Regions from separate parts of the Homo sapiens genome. Here region 1 is linked to region 2. The links are chromatin contacts, found by Hi-C or POLR2A ChIA-PET in ENCODE. All regions are on one chromosome and are shown on one strand. Each heading gives the region's core, a stretch centred on a gene start or an enhancer-like site at or near the end of the contact. The rest is flanking DNA. Distances are from core to core; before and after follow the strand shown.

Region 1 (6,024 bases), core at 1,053-3,552, 410 kb before region 2:
TCCAAATTTAAGGGAAAAAGAGAGGGTTTTGGTGTTTTGTTTTTTTTTTTTTTAGTTGGGGGTCTCATTGTGTCACTCAGGCTGGAGTGCAGTGGTGCGATCATGGCTTACTGCAGCCTCACACTCCTGGGCTCAAGCAATCCTCCCACCTCAGCCTCCTGAGTAGCTGAGGCTAAATGCATGTGTCACCAGGCCCCACTAATTTTTTAATTTTTTTGTAGAGACAGTCTCACTATGTTGCTCAAGCTAGTCTCAAACTCCTGGCCTCAAGTGATCCTTCCATCTTGGCCTCCCAAAGTGCTGGGTTTACAAGCATGAGCCACCATGCCTGGCCCAGAAAGTGGCAATGTTGGAACAGAAAAACTCTATGCATAGTTTCTTCCATAAACTGGGAAAAGTCTATCATTATTTAAATTTAGTATGGAAATTTCAGGTCGATTCAATGAGTCTATGCTCCACAGGAGCAAAATTTGAGAATCACTGAATATGTAAAACTTTTTGACAAGATAAACACTGGTTATAATTGTGTAAGTCATCAATAGCGTTTGCAAAACACATACTAGGTAGGTACATCCTAGAAATAAAAAGAAAAACAATAACACAATTTCAAGAACTGGTGTTTTTAAAAAGGCAGGGGGTAGGGGAGAACATGGCAAGAAGAATACAAAAGTCATCTTTCAGGACAAATGAATTCACTCTCCTAATATGAGTTAGAGCAGCCATAGGTAGGGGGTCACCAGAAAATTCCTACCTGTAGGAATATTTTTTAAACAGACTTTCTTACAAGGGAATCAAGCCACAGTTGCAGGCTCATTACTTTAACAAATCACAGTGGTATAGAATGGTGTATTCAAAATAGTTGTCAGATCTAAGAGAGGATGGTGGGGAAGAATATAAGAAAACCTACACGAAAATAAGAAATGCTAATTTGAAAAATAAAATGCAAAGAAAAGCAAAGCTCTCCTCTTTCACTGGGAGGCTGTAGAGATGTGAGACCACCATCTCTGTGAGGGCACCTTACTCCTCAGATCAACCCCAACTCTGGCAAAGATCAGGAAACAAAGTAGATTCTCTGGAAGTGCTGAATATAGAATAAAGTCTTTCAGGTCAGTAAAAATCTGACATTTACAATGAAAATAGGCAACTCTCTTCAGACCAATGGTTCTCAAAGTGTGGAGACCATCAGCATCACCTGGGAACTTTTAAAAATACAAATTATCACACCCATCCCAGACCCAAAGAATCAGAAACTGGGTGAGGCCCAGCAATCCCCTATGATTTAACAAGCCCTCCAGGTGACCCTGATGCAGTTAAAGTTTAAGAACCACAGCTTTAGATAATGTCCAATTTTAATGTACGGATTATAAGATGTAGGTTCTCAGTCCTCGCTGCATATTCAAGTCCCCTGAGGTGCTTTTAGGTTTTACAAAACCCAAACCATACCAAAGGTCAATCAAATGAAAATTTCTAGAATGGATATCTTTAGAGCTCCCTCAAGAAATTACCATGTGTGGGTGGACTGAGAACAACTGCGTTAGGACCCGAGGCCCAACCTCAGCTGCTACGTCACCAACTGTACAGCACAGCCCTTCCTCAGCAATACTTCCCCAGTCACCCTCCCAAACCTGAAACATCTGAAAGCCAAGACAAGCACAGACTTACACTGAAAATTCTACTATCATAAAGTAAATATTTGCCTTAGATAAGAACTACAAACTCAAAGAGGTAGCTCATCAAAAGCAAGCTTCTGGGTGTGTGTGTGGGTGGGTGGGTGTAAATAAGCATGCAGTGACAAGCAGGAAACGGAGAGAGAAGGAGAAACAGTCCTGCATAGTCTTTTGAACCTGAGGAAATAGTGCAGTAGATGGCCCTGAATCCCAAAGAAAAGTATTCTTGGGTGTAACCTAACCACTTAGAAGCAGGGGCCCACCCTCCTTCTTTATCTTCCTATACTAAAGACACTAGAAGGCTGAAACTACAATTCCCAGACTCCCTTGCTGCTATGCGGCCTATGTGCCATCAATTAGATGAAATTGAGTGAGATTTGGCAAATGTTTGGGAGTTGGGGGGCACCTTCTGCTGTTTCTGCCAAGCACGCACCATTGCTGGAAGTGTCTAGTTTTCCTGTGGCAACCTCCTGCCCTCCCATGTCAGTGGCCACATGGTCCTGAAACACTCTCCACTTGGCAGGCAGCATTGTGACTGCACAGGAGGTCACTGCTGTCTTGGTGGCCTGCTCTGCTTGAGACTCTAGACGTCATTCTTTAGAGCTCAACCTCAAGTCTGTTTCTTTACCTTCCCAACAAATTGTGTAAGCCATTTAATATCCTGTAATAAATCTCTCTCTGCTTAAACCAGCTAGAGTAGATTCTGTTCTCTGCGAGTGAGCCCTGACTGATACAATCAGTAATTGCAAAAGAAAGTTTGGAATTCCCTAAAACCACAGTTACCATTAACTTGAGAAGAAGAAAAAGGTATCTCAAACTTAAGAAAATAATTTTTTATTGAAACCACTGAGTCACTCATCCTTCATCCTACAGTTTCCCTACGACCTAATAAATGAAGAGCAGTCATTATGGGAAAAGTTACTGAAATATAAATTAGTACAAAGACAAGATGCCCTGTTAAGCATTCTTCAAACCACAACATTTCTATGTAATCAGCTGGCAAAACTTCATTTCACTCAACAGTTGACTTATAAAGTATCAGACACCACAAATGTTAACCCACTGGGTAATTACATCAGCGAGTCATTTCAGAGGCACTAGAGATGTTTATCAGAAGGATTCAGTAGGTTGTGATGTATGTTAGATTTCACTCTGCTCTGTTGTAGAACATAAACTAGAAAGCCATCATCATTAAAATTCTGATATTAAGAGGCAGAGTATAACAGTTAAGAATGAATGGTGGTGTTTTAGCTGGGTTCTGTTATGCCAAAAGAGCCTGAAACATACTAGTTCTGGATTTTACTATTATTGTTATTAAGCTGACCTCTACCTGCTAGATGGGAGTAGCAACCCCTTCCCCAACAAGCTGCAACAACCAAGAAACTGTCTCCAGAGGTTGCTAAAAGAAATCCTCTTGGGGGCCAAACTACCCCACCCCCCAGCTAACAACCACTCCTTAGATGGTGATGCTCTACTTGCTCATCCATGCAACACAATCACCTATGGGAAAGCTGCAGTGTACTAGGCCCAGCGCCAGGCACCGAGGAGAAAACACCCAATAAATCAGAAACCCTGCCCCAAGCAGGGAAAGCTGACTTATCGACAAGTGGTTGGTACAAAATGTATGATGATACATGCTATCATAAGGCAGAGTGGCAGGAGAATTAATACACTAATTCTGCTAAAGTTGAGGGTCACAGAGGCAGTCTTTGGAGCCGGATCACTTATTATTAATTATAACGATAACAATGACCAGCTAACTTTTACTGGGTCCTTAACTCTATGCCAGGCATTATGCTAATGGCTTTTTATCTTATTTCATTTATATACTGTATCATTAAAACTCTTTAAGGGGAAGAGTGAGTAATATCCCCACTTTTCAAATAAAGAAGCTGAGGTACTAAAGAGTCTTAAATGAATACCAGTAGATCACACAGCCAGAAATGACCCCTGAGCTCAGGTTATTTAGACACTAATTATAATACCTGAAGGATATTCCCAGAGTTTAGCAAGCAAAAAGGGGGACTTTAAAGCTACCTTTAAGAATGGAGACACTGGACAACATTGTAATTGTAACCAATTTAAAATAAATTCTTTTTAATTTGGCATTATGATTCATAAATGCCCATGGCTCAGTAGAAGGCAGAAATGCCTAGTGCAGAATATTATTCTCCAGTATTTTATGCTGAATTCAGTCTCAATTTTTGTAAGCATCAAGGTTACAGTATAATTAGGAACCAGCTGCAATTGTAATTACCACGCCCAATATAATTTGTTACATATTAGCAAGTGTCAAATTACTACTGCTCCTTAAATGAATAAAAACTGATTGTGCTATTCTGAAGACTGGGGCTATGTTCCTGATGGGGAACAAAGGAATATAAAAAGTATATGACGTATTTATAAAGTGCTGAAAAGCTCTACTTAGGAGATCACAAGTTGCTGAAGCCCAGATAATGCCATAAAAAGTTAAACACTTCTGAGAGAGAAAAGCTAATTTAATAAATACAGAGGAAGAGGAAGCCAAAAATGAAAGGACAATAAAGAAGTTGCTTCCATTAAATATGCCTTACCTGTCCAAATTCCTGCTATCAACCTCATCTAACTGAAGCACGTCAAGAACCAGAAGGAAGCAAAAAGGAAAAGGAAAGGGGCTCTCTGCACAGCTGGAGGCTCATCTCAAAGACGACACACCATCTCACTTGAGTGAGCCCTCCTGGGCCCTATTCCACAGCCCACAGCTTTTGACATGACTCTAATGCTTTGCAAACATTAGCTTACTGACACTCTCAACAGCCCTGAGGAGTAGACACCGTTATGTCCATTTTACAGATGAGGAAACTGAGGCACAGAGAGGTTGAGTAACTTCCCCAAGTCACACAGTTAGCAAGTGGCAGAGCCCTAATTTGATTGCAAATCTATGATTTCAGCCATTATGTGACACTGTCCTTCAGAGGAAAAGAAAGCACAGTATTGAGCAGGCAAGAGAATCCAGAGATCAAAAGAAAATTAGGACACAAGAGTCTGATTTCTGAGCATCCCCCAGTCTGACCTTCAGGGCAAGGGCAGGGAGCTTCCCATTTCAGATACACCTGTGGTTATGACAGCCCAGTGCTTCTGGCCCTCCTTGCTGTTCCCGGTTCTCCTCCCTTCTCCCAACCTTCTTACTGGTGTAAGAATAGAGAGCCTTGGGCCTGTGTGGCCAGACTTCTGACCTCTTGGGCAACTGCAGGATGGAGACTGCTTGCCTTTTGAGCCTCAGCTCTCTTCCTCTTGTTCTCCTACGATGGGAGTACAGCAGCCAAACGGTAGAGAGCCTTGGGCCTATGTGGCCAGACTTCTGACCTCTTGGGCAACTGCAGGATGGAGACTGATTGCCTTTTGAGCCTCAGCTCTCTTCCTCTTCTTCTCCTAGGATGGGAGTACAGCAGCCAAACGGTGAGCTTAGTCCCATCCACTTCCATCTTCTCTTTTGTGCCCTTCATCCCTCTGCATTTTGTTCTTTTTGCCCTCTGATACCTCCTAGTGCCCTATCATCTCTACCCCCAGGGACTCAGGAGATCATGCAGCAGAAGCAGAAAAAGGCAAACGAGAAGAAGGAGGAACCCAAGTAGCTTTGTGGCTTCACTCCAATCTCTCTTGCCCTTCACTTGTGTGCCTGGAGCCAGTCCCACCACACTCGCATTTCCTCCTGTAGTGACCACAGGTCCCAGCACCGATGGCTTCCCTTTGCCATGAGTCTGCGGTGGGTCCCTTTTGTACTTCCTTCCCCTCAGGTAGCCTCTCTCCCTATGGGCCACTCCTGGGGTGAGGGGGTTAGCCCTTCCCAGTGTTTTTTATTCCTGTGGGGCTTAAAAGTATAAAGGTAGCTTTGTAATTTAAAAAAAAAAATAAAGAAAATTAAGACACATCAGTTGTAATGCATGAACCTTATATACATCACAATTCAACAACTATTTAAAAAATTTTAAGACAATACGGGAAATGTGTACAATGTGTACAGAACACCTATTTGAAGATATTGAAGAATTATTATAATTTTTTAAAGTATAATAATGATATTGTGATTGTGCTTTGAAGAAATCTTGTTTAGAGATACATAAAATATTTACAGATAGGATGGCTGAGTTTGCTTTGAAAAACATATGGGGATGAATTAGCCAGGCATGGTGGCATGTGCCTGTAGTCCCAACTACTCAGGAGGCTGAGGTGGGAGGACTGTTGGTTGAGACCGCAGTGAGCCATAATCGCGCCACTGCACGCCAGCCTGGGTGACAGAGCAACATCCTGTCTCCAAAAACAAAAATTTAATTAAAAAAAAAAAAGTAGGGATGGAAGGAGGAAAGAGGGCATGGCA
Region 2 (5,717 bases), core at 211-2,710:
TATAAATAGAACAAATGTTCCAGCTATGTGGTTTTATGCACAATAGGATCATCATAGGGTATACAACTTGGGACAATTTTAGTGAAGTAGTAATTGCTTGATGCAACAGGATGTGTACCCCATTAACCACAATTCTCTTTCTACCACCTTCAGAAAGTAATCTCCTTTTCTTATAAGGTAAATATTTACAAATCCTACTCATCAACCATCAGCCAATAAAGCAGCCTATTTTGAAAACCTAACTGGCAACAGCAATCTCACAAACAGAAGCAGTACAGCTGAAGTTAAGAGCTTTGGTGTCAATCAGGCCAGGTTTCCCAGTTCCAGTTCTATTATTTCTAACTAGTTATGAGACATCAGAAGGTTTCTTAACCATTCCGAGCTTCAGTTTATCTGAAGAATGGCAATACTGAGGCCTACTTCTTATATTTATGAAAGTGGAATATGCTATTACAAGTAAAGCACTTAGACAAGTTCCTGAAAACAACAGCCACTCAATAAATGTTAGCAATTTGCTATTATCTACAATGAAAAAACCAGGTCTTTAGTTTTGAAGCTAAAAAAAAAAATGTGTAAGGTTTAGGTTCTTTTAAAAAAATATTTTATTTTTGTAGGGACAGGGTCTCGCTATGTTGCCCAGGCTGGTCTTGAACTCCTGACCTTATGTGATCCTCCTGCCTCTTCCTCCCAAACTGCTGCGATTACAGGCGTGAGCCACCACACCCGGCAAGTTTTAGGGTCTTATAAAGCATTAAGTTAGGTCACAGTTAAGTGATCAAAATGGTGAGGAACAGGAATGAGGCAATAATGTGTATTAAGCACCCCGTATCTTACCCTCCTATCCTACTTAATGAGGCTTCATTTGTAACATCCTAAAAGTTAAGCAGCATTGGCGTAACTACTGACAATTCAATTCTGGAAAGGTTTAAAGACAAAGAAAGACTGCTAAAACAAAAAGAAAAGGAGGTTATGTAGACTTGAACTAAGTTTAAGTGGTGAGTAACCCAGGTGAACAGTAAATGGACCAACCATCACAGACGCGGGGCTATGGGTCCAGACTCACGGTGGCTCCTCCCAGTGAGGAAGCCGAAGCCATTGGGCCTCACCAGTGAGTCCCAGCGCAACACCCCAAACCCGAATCTGGGGCGCCACTGAGGGGTGAGCGTTAGCGCCTCGAGTGCCGGCCCTGGGAGTCCAAACTTCCCGCCGGTGCCCCCAGCTGGGCCCGAGCACCCAAGCTACCTCCACACGGAGGCCTGAGTCACCGTTCGCGCGACACAGAAACCGGGGCCCAGCGGTTACCTTCGGCAGGGAACTCTTCAAACTCGTCGTCTTCCTCTAACAGACCTAAGTCTACCGGCTGCTTTTTCTCTGACATCTCGACTGTCCGCGCCCAACACCTCCCAGATAAGCAGAAAAGTTGGAACCCTCACTCTTCCTCAAGGAAACGCCACCGTCACTACCGCCTCCGACGCTGACGCTACCATAGAGACTTGGGGAAAGAATACGGGAGCAGCGCGAGGAATGCTGGGATACTGGAGGTCGGCCCAGCGCTTCCTGCGGGGTTAGCGCTTTTTCCGAGTTGTAGAGGTGATTTTTTTTTTTTTTTTTTTTTGGTCTCTACCTTGTTATTCGGACTCTCTGTATTGCCAAAGTTGAGATCCGTGTAGTTTTCCTGACTATAAGAGACTCATAATGTGTAAAACAAACAAACAAAAAAACCCTTAGTTTGCAACCGAGGAAGGAACTCTAGAGAGACTACAGTGTGACTGCAAACATTCATCAGCCCTTCACATACGTTATTACCTCCAGTCCTTAAGCCAGTTCCCTAAAGGTGGTATTAAATGTCTCCACATCACAGAAAATTCAGGTTCGGTAGGAAGCAGCCGAAGTCACTCAGGTAGTTCTAGACAACCGAAATGCAGATTTTTTTGCCTGGCTCCAATCTCCAGACTTTTCCATTAGGCAGTGTTTATAAGGTCTTAGAATTACTTTGTGGTAAAATAGCTTTTTAAATAGAATTTGTGTGGTGTGTATGTGTGTGTAGTAACTCTGGTTTACAGGTTATTATACAGTAATGCTATTTATGGATTTGTGTAACATTTTATGGTGTTCAAAATATATCATTTAGAATTGTTTGAATAGCATTTGAATATCATTTTGAATACAGTAGTGAACTTCATGGAACTCTATATATAATATATGGATGTATATGGATGAATATTATGGAATATACGTACACAAATTGAGTATTATTGTAAATGTTGATACATGTTCCAGATTATATCTATAAATGCCATTCCTTTATTCAACAATGTAAGGTCATACCGCTTACCAGGAGCTGTGCATCAAACATGTATAGACAAGGTCCCTTTCTTCAAGGAGCTTATATGCTGCTCAGAGACATGTAAACAGATAAATCACAATGAAACACAGTAATCCACTTGAATCTGCATCTTAATATTAGTGAGAAATGAACAGAGTGTTTGGGAATACAGAAAATTGAATAACTAAATGTAGAACAAACTTGGCCAAGAACTACAATTAGATGAAATTTTTAAAAAATGTATCTCTTATACTATTTGATTTATATAGATTACTGAAAATAATGGTATCTCACTACCAAAAAAATTATGTCAGGTAATGCATATCTTATTTAGTGTGATTTAGTCATTATACAATGTATTTGTATTTTAAAACATGTGCTCCCAAATATAGGCAATTTTTATTTGTCAATTAAAATAATTTTTTAAAGAAGGTAAAAAAAAAAAGATTTTGCCAAGGAATCAGAAAACCCAAATTTTAGTTCCTGGACCTATTATTTATTTCATTTGATATATGATGAAGTTTGTATCAATCCTTAGCAAAAGAAAAAAATCAACAGCAATATGGTGATTTTTTCCCCCTAAAACTATATTCAATTTAAAGAGAGATTGTTGATTTAAAAATCAACAATCTTACGTCAAGTTCCACCACCCCTGCCCTTTCTTCCATTGTACTGGTTTGTGAAATCCAGAATGCTGAAACTTAAATAACTTCTTATTTCAGATGAGATGGGGCATGTTCAGGGTGGTACGGCCATAAATGTCATGGCACATGGCACAATGAGCAACTTTGCATTTCAAGGGTCGTGGCACGGGGAATAATTTTGGAAAATGATATTAAGAATACATATTTGCAGACCAGTTTGTATTATAAATCTAGGCTCAGTTCCTTCTAAAGGGGAGTTTAGACAAATTACTTAATTTCTCTGTAATACATTTTGGTTATTCGCAGTCACAGTTAAGATTAAAGGAGATTATGTATATAATGTGCATAGTTCAATGCCTGGCACATAATAAGTGATCAATACATGTTAGCTATTATTAACTAAGGAACTTATATTTTTAAATATTTCATATTCTCCTTGTCAACGCTTAAAGTCTCTAAGTGTGTGTTTTGTTTCCTTGATGATATCTTTTTAATACTTTTTGAGGAAGTCAGTCCCTCTAATAATGTATATTTAGTGTTTACTTTGTATCGGGCACTGGGCTAAACCCATTTTGTGTATTTTCTTATTTAATCCTCCTCTCAACAGCCCTATTTATATGGTTTGCTTCTGTCCTCACCCAAATCCCATCTTGAACTGTAGCTCCCATAATTCCCACATGTTGTGGGAGGGACTCAGTGGGAGGTAATTGAATAATGGGGCGGGTCTTTCCCATGCTGTTCTCCTGATAGTGAATAAGTCTCACAAGATCTGATGGTTTTATAAAGGAGAGTTTCCCTATACAAGCTCTCTTGTCTGCCACCAAGTATGACATGACTTTGCTCCTCATTCACCTTCAGCCATGATTGTGAGGCCTCCCTGGCCATGTGGAACTGTGAGTCAATTAAACCTCCTTCCTTTATAAATTACCTAGTCCCAGGTATGTCTTTATTAGCAGCGTGAGAACAAACTAATACAGTCAGTTGGTACAGGGTAGTAGGGCCCTGCCATAAAGATACCTGAAAATATGGAAGCGACTTTAGAACTGGGTAACAGGCAGAGGTTGGAACAGTTTGGAGGGCTCAGAAGAAGATAGAAAAATATGGGAAAGTTTGGAACTTCTTAGAGATTTGGAGGGCTCAGAAGACAGGAAGATGTGAAAGTTCAGAACTTCCTAGAGACTTGTTGAGTGGCTTTGACCAAAATGCTGATAGTGAAATGGACTATAAAATAAAGTCCAGGCTGAGGTGGTCTCTGATGGAGATGCGGAACTTGTTGGAAACTGGAGTAAAGTTCACTCTTGCTATGCAGAGAGACTGGTCATATTTTATGCCTGCCTTAGAGAACTGTGGCACTTTAAACTTGAGAGAGGTGATTTAGGCTTATCTGGCAGAAGAAATTTCTAAGCAGCAAAGCATTCAAGAGGTGACAAAGCATAAAAGTATGGAACATTTGCAGCCTGATGATGCAGTAGAAAAGAAAAACCCATTTTCTGGGGAGATATTCAAGCTGGCTGCAGAAATTTGCATAAGTAAAAAGGAGCAAAGTGTTAATTGCCAAGACATGGGAAAATCTCTCCAGGACATGACAGAGACCTTCATGGCAGCCACACCCATCACAGACCCAGAGGCCTAGGAGGGAAAAGTGGTTTCATGGTCTGGGCCCAGAGCCCCCCTGCTGTATGCAGCCTCAGGACTTGGTGCCCTGTGTAACCAAGGTACAGTTCAGGCCATGGCTTCAGAGGGTGCAAGCCCCAAGCCTTGGCAGCTTCCACACGGTATTGGGCCTGCAGATGCACAGAAGTCAAGAATTGAGGTTTGGGAACCTCCACCTAGATTTCAGAGGAAGTATGAAAATGCCTGGATATCCAGGCAGAAGTTCACTACAGAAGTGTAGCCCTCATGGAGAACATCTGCTGGGTAGTGCAGAAGGGAAATGTGGGGTTAGAACCCCCACACAGAGTTCCCACTGGGGCACTGCCTTGTGGAGCTGAGAAGACAGCCACCTTCCTCCAGACCTCAGAATGGTAGATTGACCAACAGCTTGCATCGTATGCGTGGAAAAGCTACAGACACTCAACACCACCTTTTGAAAGCAGCCAGGAGAGAGGCTGTACCCTGCAAAGCTACAGAGGCAGAGCTGCCCAAGACCACTGGAACTCACCTCTTGCATCAGTGTGAACTGGATGTGAGACAAGGAGTCAAAGGAGATCATTTTGGAGCATTAAGATTTGACTGCCTCGCAGGATTTTGGACTTGCATGGGGCCTGTAGCTGCTTCATTTTGGCCAATTTCTCCCATTTAGAATGAGTATATTTACCCAATGCCTGTACCTCCATTGTAGCTAGGAAGTAATTAACTTGCTTTTGATTTTACAGGCTCATAGGCAGAAGGGACTTGCCTTTTCTCAGATGAGACTTTGGACTGTCGACTTTTGAGTTAATGCTGAAATGAGTTAAGACTTTGGGGGACTGTTGGGAGGCATGATTTGTTTTAAAATGGGAGGACATGAGATTTGGGAAGGGCCAGGGGCAGAATGATACGGTTTGACTGTGTCCCTACCACATCTTGAATTGTAGCTCCTATAATTCCCACATATTGTGGGAGGGACCCAGTGGGAGGTAATTAAATCATGGATGTGGGTCTTTCCTATGCTGTTCTTGTGATAGTGACTGTGTCTCACAAGATCTGATAGTTTTATGAAGGGGAGTTCCCCTGCACCTGCTCTCTTGTCTGCTGCAATAGATAAG

The links. A loop is a pair of places that touch in the nucleus more often than their neighbours do. ChIA-PET counts read pairs that join two places held with the same protein, here RNA polymerase II (POLR2A). Pooled maps may share reads with other maps.
Region 1: a loop to region 2 is called in a map of Caco-2, with 9 times the contacts of the local background. The contact joins the enhancer-like site here to the promoter of SEM1 in region 2. A Hi-C loop is called at or near these places in 4 of 168 maps with a recorded cell type or tissue (Caco-2, heart left ventricle, left ventricle myocardium inferior and 1 more) and 2 of 50 pooled maps. POLR2A ChIA-PET finds 5 or more read pairs at or near these places in 1 of 52 experiments (IMR-90).

Annotation. Positions count from the first base shown.
Region 1 is chr7:96,301,594-96,307,617 of GRCh38, forward strand. The region is part of intron 1 of SLC25A13 (solute carrier family 25 member 13); the gene reads right to left. Among named protein-coding and RNA genes, the nearest start is that of SLC25A13, 17 kb to the right of the region's middle. Within about 2 kb of position 2,303, at least 8 of the 41 ENCODE cell types and tissues checked have a DNase peak (open chromatin) inside an H3K27ac peak, as active enhancers do.
Region 2 is chr7:96,708,386-96,714,102 of GRCh38, forward strand. SEM1 (SEM1 26S proteasome subunit) reads right to left here and starts at 1,461. Exons shown (of 3, transcript NM_006304.2): 1 at 1,303-1,461. The coding sequence starts at 1,378. RefSeq lists enhancers at 1,276-1,475, 1,646-1,735.